3 separate regions of the Homo sapiens genome follow, and all the other regions are linked to region 1. The links are chromatin loops, found by intact Hi-C in ENCODE. Cell type or tissue: OCI-LY7. All regions are shown on one strand.

Region 1 (8,000 bases):
TGAGCTTTGATCGCGCCAATGCACTCCAGGCCTGGGCGACAGAGCGAGACCCTGTCTCTCGGTGGGGTCGGGGGGAGGGGGCTGGGAAGAAAAGTTCCTGCCCCTTAGGGGTGTTGTGGGAGTGCAATGAACAATATAATAATATTGTCCGGGCTTGATGGCTCACGTCTGTAATCCCCGCACTGTAATCCGAGGCATCTCAAAAACAAACAAACAAACAAATACTATTATATTTTGTGTGTGTATTTTGTTTTTGAGACAGAGTCTTGCTCTGTCGCCCAGGCTGGAATGCAGTGGTGTGATCTCAGCCCACTGCAACCTCCGCCTCCCGGATTCAAGCGATTCTCGTGCCTCAGCTAGGATTATAGGCGCGCGCCACCACGCCTGGCTAATTTTTCTATTTTTAGTAGAAATGGGGTTTCACCATGTTTGCCCAAGTGTGTTTTGTATTTTTTTAGTAGAGATGGGGGATCTCACCATGTTGGCCAGTCTGGTCTCGAACTCCTGACCTCAGGCGATCTGCCCACCTTGGCCTCCCAAAGTGCTGGGATTACAGGCATGAGCCACCACACCCAGCCAATATTATTTGTTGAACTGTTATATACATTTTCTCACGCAATTTTCATGGCCTATTTTATGACGATAAACTAAGGCTTAGTGCAGTCAAACATTTTGCCTAATGTATCAGGCTTGTGGGAGACTTTCGGGTCATAGAGGTTAAACACCAACGATTTGTCTTCCAAATGACACCACTGTACCGAACCTCCTCCCACCACTACTAATACACTTAGGATTCTCTTTCCCTCCCTCACATCCAAACCATCCATATCTGCTTTTGGTTCTTTCTCCAAAGCAAACCTCAAATTCAACTGCTGCTCTTGCATCTCCTAGCTACAGAAGACCAGCTGGGAAGCTGGTGTTCTCTTTTCTAGAGAGAGATTTTTACATCATGACAATACCTGGGGCCTGGCCCAGCTCGGTGGCTCACGCCTGTAATCCCAACACTTTGGGAGGCCAAGGAGGGGCGTATCGCTTGAGCACAGGAGTTCGAGACCAGCCTGGCAAACATGGTGAAACCCCGTCTCTACTAAAAATACAAAAATTAGCCAGGCGTGGTGGCATGCATTTGCAATCCCAGCTACTCAGGAGGCTGAGGCAGGAGAATCACTTGAACCCGGGAGGCGGAGGTTGCAGTGAGCTGAGATTGTGCCACTGCACTCCAGCCTGGGTGACAGAGCAAGACCCTGTCTACAAACAAAAAAAAGAAAAAGAAAAAAAAGACAATCCTTAGGTTAAAACCCTTCTTTGGTTTTCAAAAAGGCTTAGAATAAACCCCAGCTTCCTACCCAGGTCTCAGTGCTGCCTCCTCTCTGATGGAAGCCCCCACTACTGAGTCCAGCTCCCAGCACAATTGCTGGACACACCCAGCTTGTCCCCCTGTGGCCTGCACACCCTTGCATTCACCGTCCCCTTGCCTGGAAAGCCTCAGGTCTCAGCTCAGGATCTTTCCCTGAAAAGGACTTCTCCTCCTGCCCCACTTTCTAGCCCATTGCTCTATAACTGCTATACTATACAAAAGCATCTTATTTATTTTTTCTTTTTACACAATTTCTTTAGAGACAGCATATTATTTATTCTTTCCTTGTGTGTTTCTGTCTCCATCCCCGAAATGTAACCTGAGTGAAGAAAGGAACTTGCTGCTTCTTGTTGCTGGTGTGTCCCAGTGCCTAGGACAAGAAGCTGAAGTCTAAGGGAGAGAGGCTCAAAGCTGAAAATCATTTGCCCTTAGAGCCACTATGACCCAGCACTCCCACACCTAGGCATTATTTACCCAAGGGAAATGAAAAACTATATTCACAAAGCTTGTATGTGAATGTTTATAGTGATTTTACTCATAGTAACCTAAAATCAGAGAAACAACCCTATGTGGGGCCTACTCCTGTGGGGCATCCCTTCTATACCAGTAATAAAAAGGAACAAATAAGTAATACAAATGTGCATATACGACTGGGCACAGCGGCTCATGACTGCAATTCCAGCACTTTGGGAGGCCAAGGCAGGCGGATTTCTTCAGCTCACCAGCTGAAGACTATGGAGACCAGCCTGGGCAACATGGCAAAAACCCATCTCTACAAAAAATACAAAAATTAGCCGGGTGTAGTGGTGCATGCCTGTAGTCCCAGCTACTTGGGAGGCTGAGGTGGGAGTGGAGCCTGGGAAGTGGAGGTTGCAGTGAGCCGAGATCATGCAACTGCACTCCAGCTTAGGCAGTAGAGCCAGACCTTGTCTCACAAAAAAAAGCGGGGAGGTGGGGGGGCGCATAAATGAATCTTAAAAGCAATATGCTTAAGTGAAAGAAGTCCCACAAAGGCATTTCTCATAGAGGCTGAGAGGTCCGAGGTTGAGGGGCTGCATCTGGTGAAAACCCTCTTGCTGGTGGGGACTCTGTTGAGTCCTGAAGCCGTGTAGGGCATCACATCGCGAGGGGCCTGAGTGTGCTAGCTCAGGTCTCTCTTCTTCCTTTTATAAAGCCACCAGTCCCACTCCCACGGTAACCCATTAACCCATTAACCCCTGAGCCCATTAATCTATTAATTCATTTATGAGGACATTATGACAGAGCTCTCATGTCCCAATCACCTCTTCAAGGCCCCACCTCTCAATACTGCCACACTGAGGATTAAATTTCAACGCGGATTTTGGAGGAACAGATATTCAAACCACGGCAATTCCCTGTATATGAAATTCTGGAAAAGGCAAAACTATAGGGAGAGAAGACAGATCAGTGGTTGCTGATGCTGGGTGATGGGCGAAGTTGATTAAGAGGCTGGAGCAGTTTTATGGAGGGACGGAACTGTCTTAGATCTTGATTGTGGTGGTGATCATACAATATTGTACATTTGTTGAAATCTGTCAAAACAAAGCCTCTGATCTCATGGAGCTTTCGTTCCATTGAGGGGAGACAGAGTAAATAAAAATTAGGAGCCGGTCGTGGTGGCTCACGCCTGTAATCCCAACAATTTGGGAGGCCCAGGTGGGAGGATCACTTGAGCCCAGGAGCTTGAGACCAGCCTGGGCAACATAGCAAGGCCCTATCTCTACTAAAAATAATAAAAAAATTATTTAGGGTGGGGTGGGATGTGCCTGTAGTCCCAGCTACTCCAGAGGCTGAGACGGGAGGATCGCTCTAACCCAGGAGTTCAAGGCTGCAGTGAGCTATGATCATGCCATTGCATTCCAGCTTGGGCAACAGAGTGAGATCCTGTCTCAAAAAAACAAAACAAACAAGAACAACATCAAAAAACAAGAAAACAAAGAAAAACGAGCAATAATGGAACCAACATTTATTTAGAGGACAGAGCATTTCTCATGCATCCTGTCATCTCCTCAGGCGCTCTCATGACATAGGTGCTGTAGTCCGCACTTCACAGATGAGGCAACTTAACCCCAGAGAGGTTAAGTGACCTGTGGGAGGCCACACAGCCAGGGCGGAGGAGACAGAAACAGAATCCACGATATCCGACTGCAGAACTCCTGCTCCCACTCGTGACAATATACTGGTGGCCCAACGCCCTTTCCGGACACCAAAGTAACCCTCACTGAGAAGTGACGCCAAGCCACAGTTCTCACCCCAGCCGTGATTCTCGACAGTGGCCCAACAGGTGATCAACGGGAAAGCGGCAGTGCTTGCCACACACGGGAGGCCAGCAGGTGGCACCAGGGGGCCGCCCGGCTGCTCTCTTTGCGCCCTAGCCTGCCGTAGTTCCCAGCGTGCTCCGGAAGTGACGCGACCGATTCGCTGGGGCGCGTCTTTCCCACCACGAGGCCACCAGGGTGACTGCGGGATTCCGATCTGCGCCGGAGCTGCGATGCTAGAGCACTCTTGCCACCCCCACCCCACGGACGTGTTGCAGTGATATCAGAATTTTGCGTGCGGTTTACCCGTGTTTAACCTCTTTGCGTCTCGCTTCTGAATCGTATCCACTTGAGCATCACTAGACTGATCTATTTTAACACTGGTGGGGGGCAGCGAGGTCAGTTATGGGTCCTTCCTCCTTAAAGGGGTGGACAGTTGACTTTGGGCAAACCTCTTCGCCTCTGTGGGCAACAGTTTCCCCTTCTGCAAAATGAGGGTTTGGATTGTAGTTTCTAAGTTTAGCTGTGGCGTGCGAATTCCCAGGAGGTAGTTCTTTAAAAATTCAGGTGCTCAGGCGTGGAGTGCAGACCTCTGGGTTTTTGCAAGCTAGCCAGCTGATTCTGATGCACAGGTGGACGTGGGAGACCCTGGATCAGATTGTCCCTAGGGTCCCTTCCGGCTTTAACATCTTCTGTTTCCTTTCTAGGACATGGTTTTAAACTTTAAAATGAAAATGTGAAACTAGGAATGTTGCTGTGAGACCCCTTGGACAAACAGATTTTTGCACTGGGGATAGAACTTGAGCAATTTCTGTCTTGGCCTCGCCACTGACGTCCCTTCTTTCCTGTGGGGACAGGATGGACAGATTCCTGGTGAAAGGGGCTCAAGGGGGCCTTTTGAGGAAGCAGGAGGAGCAAGAGCCAACTGGAGAAGAGCCAGCTGTGTTGGGAGGAGACAAAGAAAGCACAAGGAAGAGGCCCAGGAGAGAGGCCCCAGGGAATGGAGGCCACTCAGCAGGCCCTAGCTGGCGGCACATTCGGGCTGAGGGCCTGGACTGCAGTTACACAGTCCTGTTTGGCAAAGCTGAGGCAGATGAGATTTTCCAAGAGTTGGAGAAAGAAGTAGAATATTTTACAGGTAAGCAGAGGGGTGTGTGTGTGTGTGTGTGTGCATTGAGGGCTTGTTTGGTGCAATTAATGATCGTATGTTTGGAGAAATCTGAACTCAGGATCCATTATTTACTGATGGGTTCACTAATGGATTCATCCAATATTCTCTGAGCACCTCTGGGCTAAGCCCCTTAGGTGCTTGGGACATAAACTTGAAAGAAACTGGATTGCCTGTCTACTAGGAGCTGACAGATGACTCGAGTGAATCTCTCCTTGGCTACTGATGAGTATCTTCTGGGAAAGTTTACAAAACAAAGTAAAAAAACGTGCTGGGTTCTACTGCAGAGCACTTCAATCAGAATCGCTCCGAGTGCAGGCTGACCACTTGTTTGTTTAAAAAGCTTCCAGGTGATTCTCATGGGCAGTCAGGGTTTGAGAATCACTGGTCTCATAGGAGAGATGGCAAATAACCAGGTAATTTCTCCACACCAGTGGTTCTCAGCATCACCTGGTGGACTTGCTGTTGGCAGGACTTGGATTGCTGGACCCTACCCCTGTGGTTTAGTTTAGTTTCTAAGGAGAGTCCAGGTGCTGCTGGTCTGGGGAGCACATGTTGAGAACCACACCTCTATCCTGTAATGAGGACACAAGGATCTGGCAGAGAGGCATAGAAAAGCCCACAGGAAGCTAGGCGTGGTGGCTCGCGCCTGTAATCCCAGCACTTTGGGAGCCCGAGACGGGCGAATCACTTGAGGTCAGGAGTTCGAGACCAGCTTGGCCAATATGGTGAAACCCTATCTCTACTAAAATACAACAACAACAACAAAAAATGAGCTGTGCGTAGTGGTGCATGCCTGTAGTCCCAGCTACTTGAGAGGCTGAGGCAGGACAATCACTTGAAACCGGGAGGCAGAGGTTGCAGTGAGCCGAGATCGCACCACTGCACTCCAGCCTGGGCAACAGAGTGAGACTGTGTCTCAAAACAAAACAAAACAAAAAACGAAAGCCCACAGGCCAGGCACGGTGGTACACACCTGTAATCCCAGCTACTCTGGAGGCTGAGGCAGGAGGATCACTTGAGGCCAGGAGTTCAAGTCCAGCCTGGGCAACATAGTGAGACCCCCTCGTCACTTTATTCTTTTATGCTTTGAGACAGGGTCTCGCTCTGTCACCTAGGCTGGAGGGCAGGGGCACGATCTTGGCTCACTGCAGCCTCGTCCGCCTGGGCTCAAGTGATTCTCCCACCTCAGCATCCTAAGTAACTGGGACCACAGATGTACACCACCAAGCCTGGATAATTTTTAAATTATCTGTAGGTCTCACTGTGTTACCCAGGCTGTTAATTGAACTCCTGGCCTTGAGTGATCCTCGCCTTGGCCTCCCAAAGTGCTGGGATTGCAAGCATGAGCCAGCGCGCCTGGCTCACCATCTCTTTAAAAAAAGAAATGCCCACAAGAGACCCCAGCAGTGTGAGCCCCATCTTTCATGGGGTCACATGCCCTTAGTCCCTACAGTTGACAAGCTATCCTAGCCTGTAAACTAACTTTATCGTGTTCCAATTTCAGCCTCTTTATTCTGCCCTTACTGTAGTTAAGGCAGTTAAGTTACAGTGTTCACTAAAAAAATGGCCCAGGACCATGTTTCTCTCCTTGTAGAACAAGAGTCACTGTTCTTACATGAACATTTGGGGCAGTTGGCTTGGTGCAGTGGTGCACACCTATAATCCCAGACTTTGGGAGACTGAGGTGGGCGGACCACTTGAGCCCAGGAGTTCAAGACCAGTCTAGGCAACATGATAAAACCCTGTGTCTTACAAAAAAATACAAAAAAAGTTAGCCGGGCATGGTGGCATGCCCCTGTGGTCCCAGCTACTCAGGAGGCTGAGGCAGGAGGGCTGCTGGAGCCCTGGAGGTGGAGGTTGCAGTGAGCTTACAAAAAAGTTAGCCAGGCATGGTGGCACGCCCCTGTGGTCCCAGCTATTCAGGAGGCTGATGCGGGAGGATTGCTGGAGCACGGGAGGTGGAGGTTGAAGTGCGCTGAGATTGTGCTACTGTACTCCAGCCTGGGTGACACAGGGAGACCCTGTCTCAAAGAAAACAAAACAAAAAGAAAATTTGGGGCAAGCCAAAATGATGATTGAAGAGGGGTTTAAATTGCATGGAATGACGGGGAAATGTTATTCCTTACTTCCCTTTCAATCTTGAATACCCAGGGAGCATGTATGTGGGGCACTGGATTTCTGGTGATGGCAGTGCGGGTTGGGGGGGGCATCTGGATTTCTAGATGGGGGTCAGGTAGAAAGGAACTGCCATGTTTCCTCTGCACAGGAGCACTGGCCAGAGTCCAGGTATTCGGGAAGTGGCACAGTGTGCCCAGGAAGCAGGCAACGTATGGCGACGCTGGGCTGACCTACACATTTTCAGGCCTCACGCTGTCTCCAAAGCCCTGGATCCCAGTTCTAGAGCGCATCCGGGATCACGTCTCTGGGGTGACTGGACAGACCTTCAACTTTGTGCTCATCAACAGGTGACACCCTGTTTAGTGGACTCAATGTTACAAGTCTTCTGTCTCCTCCAAAAGGAAGTGTTTAGGGTTCCACCCTATTTGGTTCATTGGTACAAATCATTTCTTAGTACACTGGGGCTCTAAGAGTGGAATAGCGCCAGCACTCGGTCTTCCTGGATCCTGGAGCTCATCCCGGAGTAGGAAGTGAGAGGTGATTAACTCCTGAACAAACAGCTGAATGAGATAATTTCTTCTTCTCTTTTTCTTTCTTTTTTTTTTTTGAGACAGGGTTTTTCTATGTTGCCCAGGCTTGGTCTCAAACTGCTAGGCTCAAGCGATCCTCCCACCTCAGCCTCCCAAAGTGCTGGGATTACAGGCGTGAACGACTATGCCTGACCCTAGACGATTTCAGACAGTGATAACCATCTTGCAAAAAATTAAACAGGCCGATTTGACTGAGAATGGCTGAGAGGTTTGCGATTAGGGCAAGGTTTCTCAACGGCAGCACTGCAGACATTTTGGGCCCAGTCATTCGTTGTTGTTGGGGCTGACCTGTGCCTTGCAGGATGTTGAGCAGATCCCTGGCCTCCATCCACTAGATTGCAAGTAGTGTCCCCCACCCCCCAATACCTGTCCCCTGGGGCAGAATCACCCTGGTGGAGAACCCTGGGTGGGTTTAAGGGAAGGTCACTTCAGATGGGGTGGTTAGAGGAGGGCTGAGGCAGTGCGTTTGAGCTGATAACTAAATG
Region 2 (8,000 bases), 130 kb after region 1:
ATACATTTCAGAATCTAGACAATCAATGCCTATTCATATCCCCTGGACCAGAACCATTTCCTCATTACCCCTGGCTGGGGCAGTCAAGGGATACTAGATAAAGCCATTGATTCTCTTGCCCTAAAGAGAGCCATTTCTCAAATTTTGGGTTTTTTGTTTTTCTTTTTGTTTGAGACAGGGTCTTCCTGGAGTGCAGTGGCACAGTCTCAGCTCACAGTAGCCTCAACCTCCCAGGCTCAAGCAATCCTCCCACCTTAGCCCTCCAAGCAGCTGGGACTACAAGCATGCGCCAATACACCCAGCTCATTTTTGTATTTTTTGTAGAAATGGGATTTCACCATATTGCCCAGGCTGGTCTCAAATTCCTGGCCTCAAGCGATCCTCCTGCCTTGGCCTTCCCACAGCGCTGGGATTACAGACATGAGCCACTGCACCCAGAAAGCCATTTCTCAATCCCAGCAGGACTGAGCTCCAGTGTCTGCTGTGGGAGCCTGTTCATGAAGACACCCTGAATTACCTTCCTTCCCTTCCCTGTCTCACTTCTCCACTCCCCTACTGGAATCACTGCTCAAATAAACTATCTTTACTAGGATCCTTATCTTAGAGCCAGCTTTTGGGAGAGCTCAGACATGATATGAAATGGATTTGCAAACAAGAAGGAAGAGGGAACTTACAGCTCAGGGCCTTGAAATCAGGTGGACCCAGGTTCAGTGTCAATTTTGCCACTACTGGCTGTGTGATCTTGGGCAAGCAAACTGACATTTTTTTTTTTTTTTTTTTTTGAGACGGAGTCTTGCTCTGTCGCCCAGGCTGGAGTGCAATCGCACGATCTTGGCTCACTGCAACCTCGGCCTCCTGGGTTCAAGTGATTCTCCTGCCTCAGCCACCCAAGTAGCTGGGATTACAGGCACCTGCCACCAAGCCTGGCTAATTTTTGTATTTTTAGTACAGACAGGGTTTCACCATGTTGGCCAGGCTGGTCTCAAACTCCTGACCTCAAGTGATCCACCGGCCATGGCCTCCCAAAGTGCTGAGATTACAGGCATGAGCCACTGTGCTCAGCCAAATTGACCTCTTTGATTATCAATTTCCTAATACGTATAAAGAAGAAAATAACAGAACCTGTATTGGAGGGTTAATAGAGATGAATTAGGGTTAATTGAGGTGTAAATCACTGTTTCTTTTGTTTTTTTGAGACAAGGTCTTGCTCTGTTGCCCAGGCTGGAGTGCAAAGGTGCAATCATAGCTAACTGCAGCCTTGACCTTCTGGGCTCAAGCAATCCTCCCACCTGAGCCTCCCAAGTAGCTGGGACAAGACTTGTGCCACCATGCCCAGCTAATTGTTTTTTTATTTTTTGTAGACAGACAGGGTCTCACTATGTTGCCCAGGCTGGTCTCAAACTCCTGGCCTCAAGCAGTCCTCCCACCTCAGCCTCCCAAAGTGCTGGGATTACAGATGTGAGCCACTGTGTGAATCTCTTTGTACAATGCCAGGCACATGCTAGGCACAGGACACATGTAAACTGAAATTCCGAGTGTAGCATTTCTGACAAGACCCCATGCAATGTCAATGCTTGGGACCATACTTTGAAAACGATTGGCTTAGACTAAGAATAACCTACTACTGGAGCTGGGAATGGGCTACCTCAACAAACCTAGAATTCTGTTAGGAAGGAAGAAGTGAGATCTGGATGCTGGGTAGGTAACAGGCAATCTCCACTACAACTAGCAAATCATGGGCTGAAAATAAAATAGCGCGTTGTATAGCAGGCATGATGCAAAGTATGGTTCATGCGTTAGCTCATCCAATCCCCTTAATAACCATTGAAGTAGGTGCTATTATCACTCTAACTTGATAGAAGAGGAAACTGAGGCACGGAGAGTGGGCAACTTACCCAGGACCACATGGTTTGCTCATCACAGAATCAGGTCTTGCTCATTCTAAGTCTAGAGCTCTGTCTTCACTATGATGCCTGTGGCTTGAATCAGTAGGTGCTCCAGAAGCAGGTGATGGCTCAATGAATGAATGAACGTTCCAGCAATGCCATAGAGGATGCAGACTCCAGCTGCATCCCCTCTCACTGCTATTGCGCAGGAAACTTGGGCCAGCAGACACCTGGAAGATGGTGATCAATATAACTGCCAAGAAATGGTGATCAATATAATTGCCAAGAATGTAACTCCAGAGGCAGCAGGCTGGAAACTAAATGCAGCCATGATGGGCCTCGGGGTCTTGGCCGGTGATGGGGCTGGAGATGGCAGTTGGAAAGGCCTCTCTGGGGCTCCCAAAGGAAGTAAAAGCTGGTTATTACCCCCCTGTTAACCCAAGAAGGAATTACTCTGGTCTTCAGTGGCAGCTCCTTAGATTCTGCCCCCATCTGCTCTCCCACCCACTTCCTGTTTCTGGAGCATATGAGTGATGGCATGGTGATTTTCTGTTTGGAAGAATGAACAAGAGTTTAAGGACAGGAGAGAGGAAGGAAGGAAGGAAGGAAAAAAAAGGAGGAGGGAAGTAAAGAAGAAGGGAGGGAGGGAGAAGGGACAGAGGGAGGGAAGGAAGAAAAAAAGGAAGGAACTAAAGAGGGCATGAACGCGGTGGCTCATGCCTGTAATCCCAGCACTTTGGGAGGCCGAGGTGGGAGGATGACCTGAGGTCAGAAGTTCGAGACCAGCCTGACCAACATGGTGAAACCCCATCTCTACTGAAAATACAAAATTAGCCAGGCATGGTGGCGCATGCCTGTAAGCTACTCAGGAGCCGAGATCGTGCCATTGCACTCCAGCCTGGGCAACAAGAGTGAAAATTTGTCTCAGAAAAAAAAAAAAGAAAGAAAAGGAAAGGGGGAAAGAAGAAAGGAGAAAGAGAGCGAGGTAGGAAGGGAGGGGGGAGGAAGAAAGGAAGGAGGTAGGGAGAGAGAGTGAGGAAGGGGGAGAAGGAAGAAAAAAGGAAGAAAGGAGGGAGGGAAGGAGGAGGGAAGGAAGGAGAGAAGAAAAAACACCTCTGAAAATAAAACAGAGTCATTTTTGTTTTGATGGAGCTGAGCAGCCGTTAAAAGAACTGTAAAGCTGTGGCTGTCTGAGGCTGAATCCAATGTTAATCTTTAAGCCTTTAAAATAATCAAAGGAGGCCAGGAGTGGTGGCTCATGCCTGTAATCCCAGCACTTTGGGAGGACAGATCACCTGAGCTCAGGAGTTAGAGACCAGCCTAGGCAACATGGCGAAACCCCATCTCTACAAAAACTACAAAACTTAGCCAGGCCCAGTGGCATGCACCTGTAGTGCCAGGTACTCAGGAGGCTGAGGCAGGAGAATTGCTTGAACCCAGGATGGGGAGGCTGCAGTGAGCCGAGATCATGCCACTACACTCCAGCCTGGGCAACAGAGCGAGACTCTGTCTGGAAAAAAAAATTCATTTATTTGTTCCTGAGACAAACATGCACAAACACACACACACACACACACACAAAAGACAAACATGCACACACACACACACACACACTTCAGGAATCCATAATGAGGAAATTTGCTGAACCCCAAATTCTGCTATCCAATTGCTGAATCATAAGGCAGTGAGGAATATAACAGAAAATGAGTAAAAATACCTTAACTTTGGGCTTGAATCTGACACTGCATGGCTAAAGCAAGCCACTCCCCATCTAGGGCTGAAATTTCCTTATTTATATCAGAGGAGGCTGAATTAGAAAACACAGATATTCATAGCTACCATTCATTGAATCCCCAAAATGAAAGGGCAGGTGGGTTTTGTCTCTGTGTCTGTTCTAATCATTTATTAGAGGATGCCAGAAACATGGATTTGAGGAGTCAGAAGGCTCAGTGGGATAGTGCTGTGATTGACTAGTGTTGTCTGCCACAGGCACAAGACTGAAGAGTGTGGAGGGAATTTAGTAAACTCCGTGAGGAAAGGGGCTGCATTTGTTTTGTTCACTGAGTTGGCCCCAGAGCCTGACCTCCCTGGTTGAGAGTGCACACTCAATAAATACTTCTTGAGTGACTGAGCTGTGGTGGATGAGAACCAGACCTCCTTGTTTCCACTCTCTGCTACTTTCTTATCCTCTCTAGAGCAGCAACTGCCTTATCCTCTCCAGAGCAGCAACTGCCTGATGAGTGTTCTTTGTTGACCTGGAAAGTCCACAATGCACAATGGTCATTCATGTAGGATCCCAACTTCCCTTGGAAGAGTATATTTACTCTGCCACTAGGGGCAGTAATTCACTTGGCGTTCCCATATAGACATCTTCATGTTTGTGAAGGGCCTCAGAGGAGATTTTAAAGAGATTTACAGAGGGGTTTTCAGAAATGCCATTTACTGAATCTTGAAGGTTGTAACCATATTTTGGCACCTTCCAAAATAGTAGTTCTCAGTTCAGGGCTAGGGGCACTTGGCAATGTCTAGAGACATTTTTGATTGTCACACGTTGGGGGAGGGGTGTGCTACTGGCATCCAGTGCATAGGGGCCAAGGATTCTGCTTCATAGCCCACAGTGCATGGGACAGCCCCCACCACAAAGAATGACCCAGTCCAAGATGTTGGCGGTGCTGAGGTTGAGAAACCAGGCTCTAGAAAACATGTGCAAACAATATCGCCAAGTTGCAGTGATGTGGCATCCGCTCTTCATGTTCTTTCTTCATCTCCTGGGCCTGCTCAGCCCTCATTTCTTTCTTTCTTTCTTTTTTTCCTTTTTTTTTAATTGAGACAAAGTCGCGCTTTGTCACCCAGGCTGGAGTGCAGTGGTGAGATCTTGGCTCACTGCAAGCTCTGCCTCCCAGGTTCAAGCGATTCTCCTGCTTCAGCCTCCCAAGTAGCTGGGACTACAGGCACGTGCCACCAGGCCAGGCTAATTTTTATAATTTTAGTAGAGACGGGGTTTCACCGTGTTAGCCAGGATGGTCTCGATCTCCTGACCTCGTGATCTGCCCACATCGGCCTCCCAAAGTGCTGGGATTATAGGTGTGAGCCACCATGCCTGGCCTCAGCCCTCATTTCAATATTTACCTAAGAAGCTCATTTGGACAAGTGAAATAATGCAGTGTCATTGTGAAAAGCATGGGTTTTGAGGCCAGACTGCTTGGGTTCAAATCCCAGCTCCTCTAATTAAAGACAAGCTATTCAACTTCTCTGTGTCTCAGTTTTCTCATCTGTAGGTGGGATAATAATAGTCTCTCCCATGGTGCTGTTATGAGGAGTAAATGGCCCTTGTACATAAAACTCTTGGCACAGAGAAAATGACATAAATGTCTATTATTATACCACTGCCAAGCTTGTGGTGTCCGTAAATGGCAATGCCAGCATTGAAATACAGGCACACCTGGCTCCAGGGTCCACATCCTTAACCCTGACCTTGGCCGCTGGGAGACATAACTGAATTATCCCTCAGAATTTAGTTGATTAGTTGAACATTCATTCATCCCAAATAGATGAAGCCCAGGAAGGCTGCCCATATGGTGTCCCGCCAGTTCTTCCAAACAGCTTGATAAATTCCATACCCAACATGAAACCGGCCTGACCAGAGGGAAAGAGAAAGTGTCCCCAGATTGCAGAGCTTCCTCCTCCCCAGCATGGAATTCTGGCCCAACCTCAGGAAGGACAGATCAGACTCTAATTATAAAGCTTCCCCAAAATTCCCCCAGGAACACTGTGCAAGCCAGGCAGCTGGCAAGCCTTGGCAACCACCGAGAACCTCCTTGATCTGCCCTGGCCCAGCTATAAGATTCCTGCCGGGGCGTTCACCGCATGATATTGTGGGGCATTCACATACGGGGTTAGGACTCAGTGAGCCACTTTGGTTCCTACAGAAGTTTCTACCACCTGGGAGTTTGTGGCAGCCATGGAAACGTGAAGGAAACTGTAGGTGTGTGGTCTTGAAGACATGGAGATAAACGCATCCAGGTTTATATCACAGTGCACCCCTGTTGACTGAGGTGAGCTTGGGCAAGATGCTTCACCTCTCTGAGCTTCAGTTTCCCCATCTGCAAAATAGACTCCATAATAGGCACTTTAATGGGGGGATTAAATAAGAAAATGTAGCCAGGCATGATGGCATGTGACTGTGGTCCAGGCTACTTGGGGGCTGAAGTGAGAGGATCGCTTGAGCCCAGGAATTCAAGGATGCAGTGAGCTGTGACTGAGCCACTGCACTCCAGCCTGGGTGACAGAGCAAGATGTCATCTCTAAAGAAGGAAAGGAAAGGAAGGAAGGGAGGGAGGGAAGTGGGGGGAGGGAATGGAGGGAGGGAGGAAAGAAGGAAAGAAGGAAGGAAGGAAGGGAGAGAGGGAAAAAGTGTATAATACACTTAGAATATGGTATGGAGCGGTCACTATCTAGTTCAAAAGCTATTAGGTCTATCTTATCTTTAAGAAGGAAGTGAAGGTGCCTGGCAGGCGCTCGGACTCCCTCTGATGATCCTTGGGCCTCCTCGACCTGTAAATACTGTCCTTCGGTTGAACGTGTTAGAGAATACCACAGGCCACATTTGGCCCACGAGCACCAGGCTTTCTAGGCTACAAGTTGCAAACTGGTAACCCATAGGCCAAATATGGCCCCCGATGTGTTTTATTTATCCTGCACAATGTTTTATAGGATTTTGAATCAGTTGCCTCCATTTCAAAAATGACATCTTGCATAAAAATAAAGTTATGTGTTTTTTGGAAAATCAGGTAATCTGGAGGCCTGGAACCCACATTTTGTCATGGTATCTTTTGGCTAGAGTTGAACAGAGGCTGACACGACAGGGAAAGTTCCCTGTAATTCCACCAGGCCCCCATCCTTGCTGTGTTACATGTGCATTGTGCATTTATGTTTTCTGTCAGAGGTCACAGGGAGCCATCAAAGGCTCTAGAGGAAGGGAGTGGCTCATTCAAGGTTGGAAGTTCTGGCTCCAACTTTGGCACCACTTACGGATCTTCAGCAAATTGCTCAACTACTTGGGCCCTTGCTATGCTAATTTGTAAAGTAGACATGAAAATAACAACCTTTGTTCACAGGGCTGCTGTGAGGACCCAGTGTAATGTTGTGACAGTGGTTAATGAAATGCAAATGAAAGTTCCATGAAGTCAGAGACTCTGGCTGTCATGTTCCTTACGGTAGCCCAGGGCCTAGCAAACAGCAGGTGTTCAATATATGCATATTTTATGCATGAATGGATGAATAATATATATCAGTATCTTTAATGCTGGCTACACAGCATGTGTTCAACATGTGTTTATTGAATAAATGAATGAATGGGTGAAGAAAATATGTCAGTGTCTGGTATACAGCAGGTGCTCAATACATGCTTATTGAATGAGCAAATTAATGAATGCATAATGTCTATGCATCTACCCTGGAGCCTTATATAAAGGGGATGCTCAATAAATGTAAAAAGAAGGGAGAGAGGGAAGGAGGAAAGAAGGAAGGAAGGAGCTATCAATCTATAGAGGGCAGAACAGATATTAGACGGAATGACAGTCATAGTTAATGAAAAGCCCAAAGGCCCGTGAGACATGTCTGCGGAGTCCCAAACAAGCTATTGGGTGGGGCTTGCTGGCAGTACCCCCTGCTTTTGTAATATCCATGACAGGCCTTACACAGGGTTGCTGAGCCCTCATTTTGGGGCAGCTGGAAAGCCCTGGCATCAACAGACAAATGCAGAGCCAGCTGCAACCTGTTGTGATCAAACAGGACAGATAATACGGCTCCCAGCAGACCTTGAAGGAGGGTTAACTCCCATGCACTTGTCTCGGTGCCTTCTTTTCTCCCGCTGATGCCAATTAAGTCTTCTGTTTGATTCAAGACTCCTTGGATTCCAAGGAAGAAAGTCCCTATTAAGTTAGCTTAAGCCAAAAGAAAGGGATTAAATGTCTGTATGGCCAGTACCGATGTTACAGTCATGGATTTAGGAGTGCAAAAATGTTGCTTTATTATTATCATCACTTCCTAGACTTTAGTAAATCCTGTGCCACCTATTATCTTATGTACTTAATATCTTTCTTCTTTCTTTCT
Region 3 (8,000 bases), 140 kb after region 1:
TCTCTAAAATGGAACAACAACATCCCCACCTCATGGGGTCCCTTAAAATAGTCATTAAATGACAACATTCTGTAAAATGCCCAGGACAGTGCCTGGCAGAGCACTCAAGATTTATTAACAAGCATTTGATCTGCTGAAGGCTTTGGCAAGAAGCTCAAGCGTCATTGTGATGTATGATGGATGACGGATGAATGACTCAAGGTATCACTGTAGATAGAACAGGGACAGGGGAGATATGACCACATGGATTTGACACATGAGCAAACTCCCAGCCTCCTCCTGCCACTTGGGAGGCTGGAAGGATGGTGAGTGGCTCTCAGCTCTCCTCAGTCCTTCCCTCCTTGATTCATGATTAATTCCTCCAGGGCTCTGTAGAGTAGGCATTTGACATACACTTCTGGATCTGGGATGAGCTTACAAACCACTGGAGCTTGAAGGAAAGGCTATTAATGGAGCCGCAGCCATAAATCTGGGCTGGCAGGGACTTGTGGACAATGTGCTCCACTTCTGGCCCAGCTCCAGGAATTCCTGCAGACACAACTACTGCCCTATTCATGAATATGATGAGTTCATTGAGGACGATACCGTTTTCCCCTCGTGGCTGGAAGGAATGTACTCACAGAAGAGCAAATCAAATTCCCTTACCAGGGATGCTCAGAGAGATGCCTGTAGAAATAGACTTCAAACAGTCACTGGATTTTCTTCTCATATAAGGAAAGATAAAGGATTTAAATATTCAGAATGTCCACAGAAATTCTTGTTCAAGATGGTAGAATGAGAAGTGACATTTTCTATTTCTTCTTCTTCCACATTTCCTGGAAATGACATAGAAGTAGTAAGAAATAGAATAAATCTTTTCTTTTTGTGAGAGACAGGGTCTCGCTCTGTTACCCAGGCTGGAGTACAGTGGCAAAATCATGGCTCACTGCAGCCTCGAACTCCCAGGCTCAAGTGATCCTTCTGCCTCAGCCTTCCAGGCACACACCACCATGCTCAGCTAATTTTTTCTATTTTTTGGTAGAGATCGGGGTCTAACTGTATTGCCTGGGCTGGTCTTGAATACCTGGCCTCAAGCGATCTGCCTACCTTGGCCTTCCAAAGTGCTGGGATTACAGGCATGCATCATGGCGCCCAGCTAAGAAATAGAATAAATACTTAAGAGTACTGGAGAGCAAGAAAATGGTGCCATCAGTGGATCAGAATTTTGAGAAGCCTCCGGAAGCCTATAAGCAGATGCGATTGCAAGGGTGGAGTAGCTGGAACAGAGAAAATCACACCCCAAAACAGCAAAGGGGCGGGACTACAAAGAGGACGAGAGATTCTTCCCATGGGGTTCTGGGATTATGGCACAGGACACCAGGGGAATAAAATAAAGGACATAGAGGAGCTAGGAGGGCCTTTCCCCCTTATCTCATGCTTATCTTAAGGGTCCCCAGCTTGCCTGCCTGCTCCCTACTTCTTCCCCATTTAGTTATTCATGTATTGAACACTACTGTAGCCCTTCCATGTGTTTATTGAGCTATCATTACATTCCAGACACTGAGCCTTGTGCTTTACGTGTATTACCACTTTAACGCTCATCTTAGGATGTAGATATTATGATCATCTCCATTTTACAGGTACAAAAGCTGGAGCTTTGTAGAAACTAAGTAGCATGCCCAAGGTCACATAGCTAGTAAATGGCAGAGCTGATGTCTAAACATCACTTGACCCTCCAAACCTATTATCTGAACTACTCCACTAAATAGCTTTTTTTTTTTTTTTTTTTTTTGAGACAGATTCTTACTCTGTCACCCAGGCTGGAGTGCAGTGGTGTGATATCTCGGCTCACTGCAACCTCCACCTCCTGGGTTCAAGCGATCCTCCCACCTCAGCTTCCCGAGTAGCTGGGATTATGGGAGCAAGCCACCACACCCGGCTAATTTTTGTATTTTTAATAGAGACGGGGTTTCACCATGTTGACCAGGCTGGTCTCGAACTCCTGACCTCAAGCGATTCGCCTGCCTCAGCCTCCCAAAGTGCTGGGATTACAGGCATCAGCCACCACGCCCAGCCTAAATATCTGTTTTATCTGTGAGGAGGGCAAATAAAAACTAGAAACAAAATTGCAGAAGAAATATTTAGCCACCCAAGAGAGCCACTGGCTTCCCACCACTGTAACTCTATCCACTTACATAAAAATAATGTCTTAAATTATACAATGTTCCTATCTAGTTATAAAAATGGCTCCCTTAAGTTCATTATTTAGAAACATTTAGTTGGAGATATTTTGATGTGATTAAATGCAATTAAAAGTTTCCATTAATTTACAATAGCTTTATCCTATTGCAGCAACTCATAAAACCAGATGAAAAAGATTTTGCTGTATAATTCTTAAAAGCTCAACAACCAGAAGTCCTTGTAATGTACTCTGAATTTTAAGTATAAATGTCAATTAGGGCCGGGCGTGGTGATCACGCCTGTAATCCAAGCACTTTGGGAGGCTGAGGCGGGCAGATCACCCGAGGTCGGGAGTTTGAGACCAGCCTGACCAACATGGAGAAACCCTGCCTCTACTATAAATACAAAATTAGTTGGGCGTGGTGGCACATGCCTGTAATCCCAGCTACTTGGGAGGCTGAGGCAGGAGAATCGCTTGAACCCAGGAGGTGGAGGTTGCAGTGAGCCGAGTTCATGCCATTGCACTCCAGCCTGGCCAACAAGAGTGAAACTCTGTCTCAAAAAAAAAAAAGAAAAAAAAAAAAAAAAGTCAATTAGATCATTAAGGAGCCCATTCCTCTACGCTGATCTGTGCTTTTCTACAACCCTCCTTCTCTCCTCCCTTCCTCATTCTTTTCTTTCTTTCCCCAAAGTAGATATAATAATGGAGCTTACCAAGTGCTGGGCACTTTGCTAAATGTTCTGCTCAGACTAACTTACTTGGTCCATTGAACAACTGTTTTATCCCCGTATGACAGATGTGAAAACTGAGGCTTAGAACTCACAAGGGACTTGCTGGAGGTCAGATAGTTATTATTATTATTTTTGAAACCGGATTTCGCTCTGTTGCCAAGGCTGGAGTACAGCAACACGATCATACCTCCCTGCAGCCTCAAACTTCCAGTCTCAAGGGATCCTCCCACCACAGCCTCTGGAGTAGCTAGGAGTACAGATGTGTGCCACCACGCCCAGCTAATTTTTAAAATTTTTTGTTGAGATGGGCTGCAGGGCACAGGGTGGGCGGTCTCACTGTGTTACCCAGGCTGTTCTTGAACTCAAGTGATCCTCCCATCTTGGCCTCCCAAAGTGTTGGGATTACAGGTGTGAGCCACCGTGCCTGGCCAGATAGTTATTAAGTGTAGTGTAGGGGGCCTGGGCACAGTTGCTTATGCCTGTAATTCCAGCACTTTGGGAGGCTGAGGCAGGTGGATCACTTGAGGCCAGGAGTTTGAGACCAGCCTGTACAACATGGCAAAACCCCATCTCTACTAAAAAATATAAAAATTAGCCAGGCGTGGTGGTGCACACCTGTAATCCTAGCTACTTGGGAGGCTGAGGCAGGAGAATCACTTGAACCTGGGGGTTAGAGGTTGCGGTGAGCCAAGATCGTACCACTACACTCCAGCCTGGGGAACAGAGTGAGACTCTGACTCAAAAAAAAAAAAAAAAAAAAAAGAGAAAAGAAAAAAAAGTGGAATGTAGGGTTTGCTTCTACTTTGTAACAAACCACCTTTGCATTCATGGTTTAAAACAATGATTAATTCAACTCATGATTCTGCAGTGAGGCAGTTTGGTGGCTCCTCTAGACTCCATGGGACTTGCTCATGTGTCTTCAGTCCACTGAATCATGGGGCACCCAGGCACCTGGTCCCATGGCATCTGAACAGGGGTCAAAGGCAGCAAGAAGAAGCCACAAACCTTCTTGAGGCCTATACTTGGAACTAGCATAACATCATTTCTGCTACATTCTGGTGGTCAAAGCAAGTCACAAGGCCACACAGATCCCCAGGAGGGGAAAATGAACTCTTGATGGGATGTGCTGCAGTCATACTGCAAAGGTGCATAGATACCGGGACGGAAAATATTGGAGCAACTTTGGCAAACCAGTTGCAACTGGGTTCAAATCCAGGTGTGTCTGGTGCCAAAGCCCTTACCATGTTGAACAACAATTTCAAAGGGGTTTCAGGCATATATAGTCAGAAGGTCCTGTTAAATCATTTATATCCACGGCGTTTCTGGTACTGACTTGGAGAATGACTCTGGAGTGTAGGCTGGTGGTTCTTAACAGTTTTCTAGACCCTTTAAGGCAGATAAGAGGAATCACATGTAGAATCCCAGATTAATTACACTTTCTCTCTACGGAGGGACATCAAGAAGGAATAGACTTTAATTCAAGCAAGGGAATTAAATACAATTTTATTTTTGTCATTAGAGACAATATACTTTTGTTTTACCAAATTTAGGAAATGCAAATAAGCACCAACAAATAACAAATGATAATCACCTGTTATTGCCCCGTGTCTCTCCACGAAAACATCAATACAGGTTGGCACTGGGCCCATGTGTTTTTTACCTCCAGTAGAGGGCGCCATGCACCGCAGCCAAACACCATTTATGTAAGCGGCTGCGGTGGGAAACCTGGAGTAAGGTAACCCACGCCCTACTTGTGTTTTAGCTGCTCTTAAAGACAGTACCTCAGGTAGCTGCCCAGCTGTTCTACCTTGAAACCTGCCTCAGAATGATCTTCAAATTGGTGTCTACAATGAGCTTATACACAAAGCCTGTCCTCGTTCCTCCAAAGACCAGGCAAAAATGCCAGGCTGAGATCACAGGTTCTTGCTTTCCAAACACGTGATCCAAATGGCAAGCCTCTAATTGCCCAGTGCTGTAAATGTGATTATTTGCAGTGGGAATTTATTTATGCCAGAATCAGCTGATTCTTGGCATTGCTAATTTCATTGCTCATTCTTTTATTTTTCAGTCTGATTATAATAATTGCCATACTTTGGATAAAGATCAAGTAGCTTGCTTTCATAATGAACTGCTGTAAATAATGGCCAAATATGGGGCACAACAATTATAGGAAAAGATGTTTCTTGTGGCACAGGTGGCAAAAGCAAGAAATTGAACACAACCTAAGCATTCATAATTAGGGGGCAGTTAAATAAATGATGATACTACCGAGGTGAGGAAGACTATGCAGCTGCTAAGAATAATGCTCAGCTGGGCATGGTGGCTCATGCCTGCAATCCCAGCACTTCAGAAGGAAGCTGAAGCAGGTGGATCGCTTGACTCAGGCATTCAAGACCAGCCTGGGCAACATGGTGAAACCTTGTCTCTACAAAAAATACAAAAATTAGCCAAGTGTGGTGGTGCACACCTGTAGTCCCAGCTACTCAGGACGCTGAGGTGGGAGGATCATCTACCCCAGGAGGTCAAGGCTGCAGTAAGCCATTATCGTGCCACTGCACTCCAGCCTGGGTGACAGAATGAGACGCTGTCTCAAAAGAAAAAAAGAGTAATTCTTGGCCAGGCATGGTGGCTCATGCCTGTAGTTCCAGCACTTTGGGAGGCAAATGCAGGAGGATTGCTTGAGCCCAGGAGTGTGAGACCAGCCTGGACAAAATAGTGAGACTCCATGTCTACAAAAAAAAAAAAAAGAAAGAAAAAGAAAAATTAGCTGGGCATGTTGGTGCATGCCTGTCATCCCAGCTACTTGGGAGCCTGAGGCAGGAGAATCTTTGAGCCCAGGAGCTCAAGGCTGCAGTGAGCTATGATTGCACCATTACACTCCAGCCTGGGTGACAGAACAAAACCCTGTCTCAAAAATAAATAAAGCTGTAGATCTACCTCTATTAACATGAAAAGATTTCCATATTGTCTTACTGAAGCGGAACCTAACACAGAAATTTAAGAGCAAGAAGTTTCCTCTGGGAGACTCAGCCGCAGGTCCTCCAAATGGTCCCACTTCAAGGATGAGGGAACTGTCCAGTGAGGGCTACTCCCGGGAAGTTTAAATTCTTCGGCACTTCTGGCCTGCCACAAAGGCTGGCCAGCCAAGCTTTACTGACCAGAGAAAGTTCTCTGGAAAGGGTCACAGGTACTGGCAGTTAGAAGGTGGACTGGCATGCGTGGACATGCTAAGAATGGGGATGTTTGGGTGGAACGCTGACAGTGTGCTGTGTATGTTAAGAAAAAAAAAAAGAAGGAAAGAAGTAAGGGAGGGAGGAAAAGGTAGGAGAGAGGGAAGGAAAGAGAAGGGAAAAAGAAAGAAATAGCATGTTAGTTAAATTTATGTATTTATTTTTTTCATAGAAAAGAGGCTGAAAGATTGCAGGCCAGGCACAGTAGCTCATGCCTGTAATCCCAGCACTTTGGGAGGCTGAGGTGGGTGGATCACTTGAGGTCAGGAGTTCGAGACCAGCCTGGCCAACATGGCGAAACCCCATCTCTATTAAAAATACAAAAAAATTAGCTGGGCATTGTGGCATGCACCTGTAATCCCAGCTACTTGGGCTGAGGCAGGAGAATCACTTGAACCTGGGAGGCAGAGGTTGCAGTGAGCCTGAGATCGCACCACTGCACTCCAGCCTGGATGAGAGAGTGAGACTCTGTGTGGGCAAAAAAAAAGCTGAAAGATTGCAAAGCAAACTCTGATTAGTAGTTATGGCTTTGGGGGAGAGGAATGGGAGTTGGGGTCATAGGGAGAGGAAGAATCATCATATACTCTGCATGCTTATGTATTGCTAAATTATTTTACAATGAGATTGCATTCATATAATACTCTATAACTAAACAAAAAAACAGAATGAAAAGACTTCATGATATACGTTATAGGTTTGTTATAAAAACAAATCCTCGATCTCTAAGGACAGAAATAGCTTTGCCCTTAGAATATCCTGCTGCACATTTTTGCATGATTAGTAGTTTGACTTCGATTTGGTAAAGGAAAGGTAAACATGGTATTATTATTGATTTTTAAAAATAATATAAGCATACCATTCGGAAAACAGAATAAAATATAAAAGTCATCCATGATAATTGTTGCAATCTTTAGCAACCACTATAATCTTGGTTTCTATTATCAGGGTTTAGTTATGAAATTCCCCATGGTTTTTGTTGAGTGAGGTACTGAAAGGAATATAAATTGGAACAACTTTTTGGAGAACCACTTTGGTAGTATATATATATCTCAAATCATAAAAACAGGCATACCCTCTGACTCAAATTCTACTTAGGGGGATCTGTCCTAAGGAAACAATGTGAAGACAAAGACTTCAGCCTAAAGATGTTTAAGGAAGTGTTGTTTATAACTGTGAAACTGTCCCAACAGGGAAGTGATTCATGGGCTGCATGATATAGACAAACCTAGTTTAAAATGTTGGCTCTTCTGCTTACTAACTTACTAGCTGTGCAATCCTGGTCAAGTAACAACTTCTCTGTTGTTGATAGATGTAGATATGAAAATGGTGGTAGGACTTTTACTGATGATAGAACTTTGTCTAAATCTCAGTGGTATTGCTGAGGCCCCCTTTTGAAAAGTGAAATGCTCTGTAAGGAAACCCATTGATTGGGTTGCATAGAAGCAGACAGAACTGGGGGCAGAGATTCCTCTATAAGTGATTTATTGAGAGTGCTCTTGGGAGGAAGCTGTAAGAGTGAAAGATGCTAAGAGAAAGATACAGGGAAGAAGTTCACAAGGATGTGGTTTCTTCTGGACTCACCTGAGCACACAGGGAGCTAAGGGAGTGTTCATTGCTCCACAGGATCTGACCCCCACCCCTCCCCCAATGCCAGGGGATGGGCCTTTTATACACGTACATGCCAGTCTGCAGCCTGCCCTGGGGAGATGGGCATAACTCCTAGGTACCTCTGGGGTGATGCAGCTTCAGTTGCTCAAGAGTATCCCTAAGAGAAGGTTGCAGGTATGAGCCATTAGCAGAAGTGCAAGGTGGGCACACAGACCTAGTAAAGGGATCCTAGGAGATCTAAATGTGTCCCCAGCACCATCTGCCTTCACA

What was found. Peaks named below come from ENCODE experiments on the same cell type or tissue, not always from the same donor. Only the 100,000 strongest peaks of a DNase experiment are listed, where the experiment ranks them.
Region 2: a loop joins it to region 1, with 4 times the contacts of the local background. A loop is called at or near these places in 43 of 110 quality-filtered maps.
Region 3: it touches region 1 in a loop (6-fold over the local background); 44 of 110 quality-filtered maps call a loop at or near these places.

Annotation. Positions count from the first base shown.
Region 1 is chr12:109,089,281-109,097,280 of GRCh38, reverse strand. ALKBH2 (alkB homolog 2, alpha-ketoglutarate dependent dioxygenase) reads left to right here and starts at 3,809. Exons shown (of 4, transcript NM_001145374.2): 1 at 3,809-4,034; 2 at 4,344-4,774; 3 at 7,074-7,272. The coding sequence starts at 4,495. In OCI-LY7, CTCF peaks have their summits at 1,361 and 3,665 (motif pointing right); DNase peaks (open chromatin) are centred at 3,770 and 4,600; H3K4me3 peaks cover 5,036 bases; H3K27ac peaks cover 4,762 bases.
Region 2 is chr12:108,964,211-108,972,210 of GRCh38, reverse strand. All of the region lies in intron 5 of SVOP (SV2 related protein), which reads left to right. Among named protein-coding and RNA genes, the nearest start is that of SVOP, 53 kb to the left of the region's middle. In OCI-LY7, CTCF peaks have their summits at 4,002 and 4,214; a DNase peak (open chromatin) is centred at 4,210.
Region 3 is chr12:108,947,885-108,955,884 of GRCh38, reverse strand. The region is part of intron 6 of SVOP (SV2 related protein); the gene reads left to right. Among named protein-coding and RNA genes, the nearest start is that of SVOP, 69 kb to the left of the region's middle. In OCI-LY7, a CTCF peak has its summit at 4,554 (motif pointing right); a DNase peak (open chromatin) is centred at 4,584.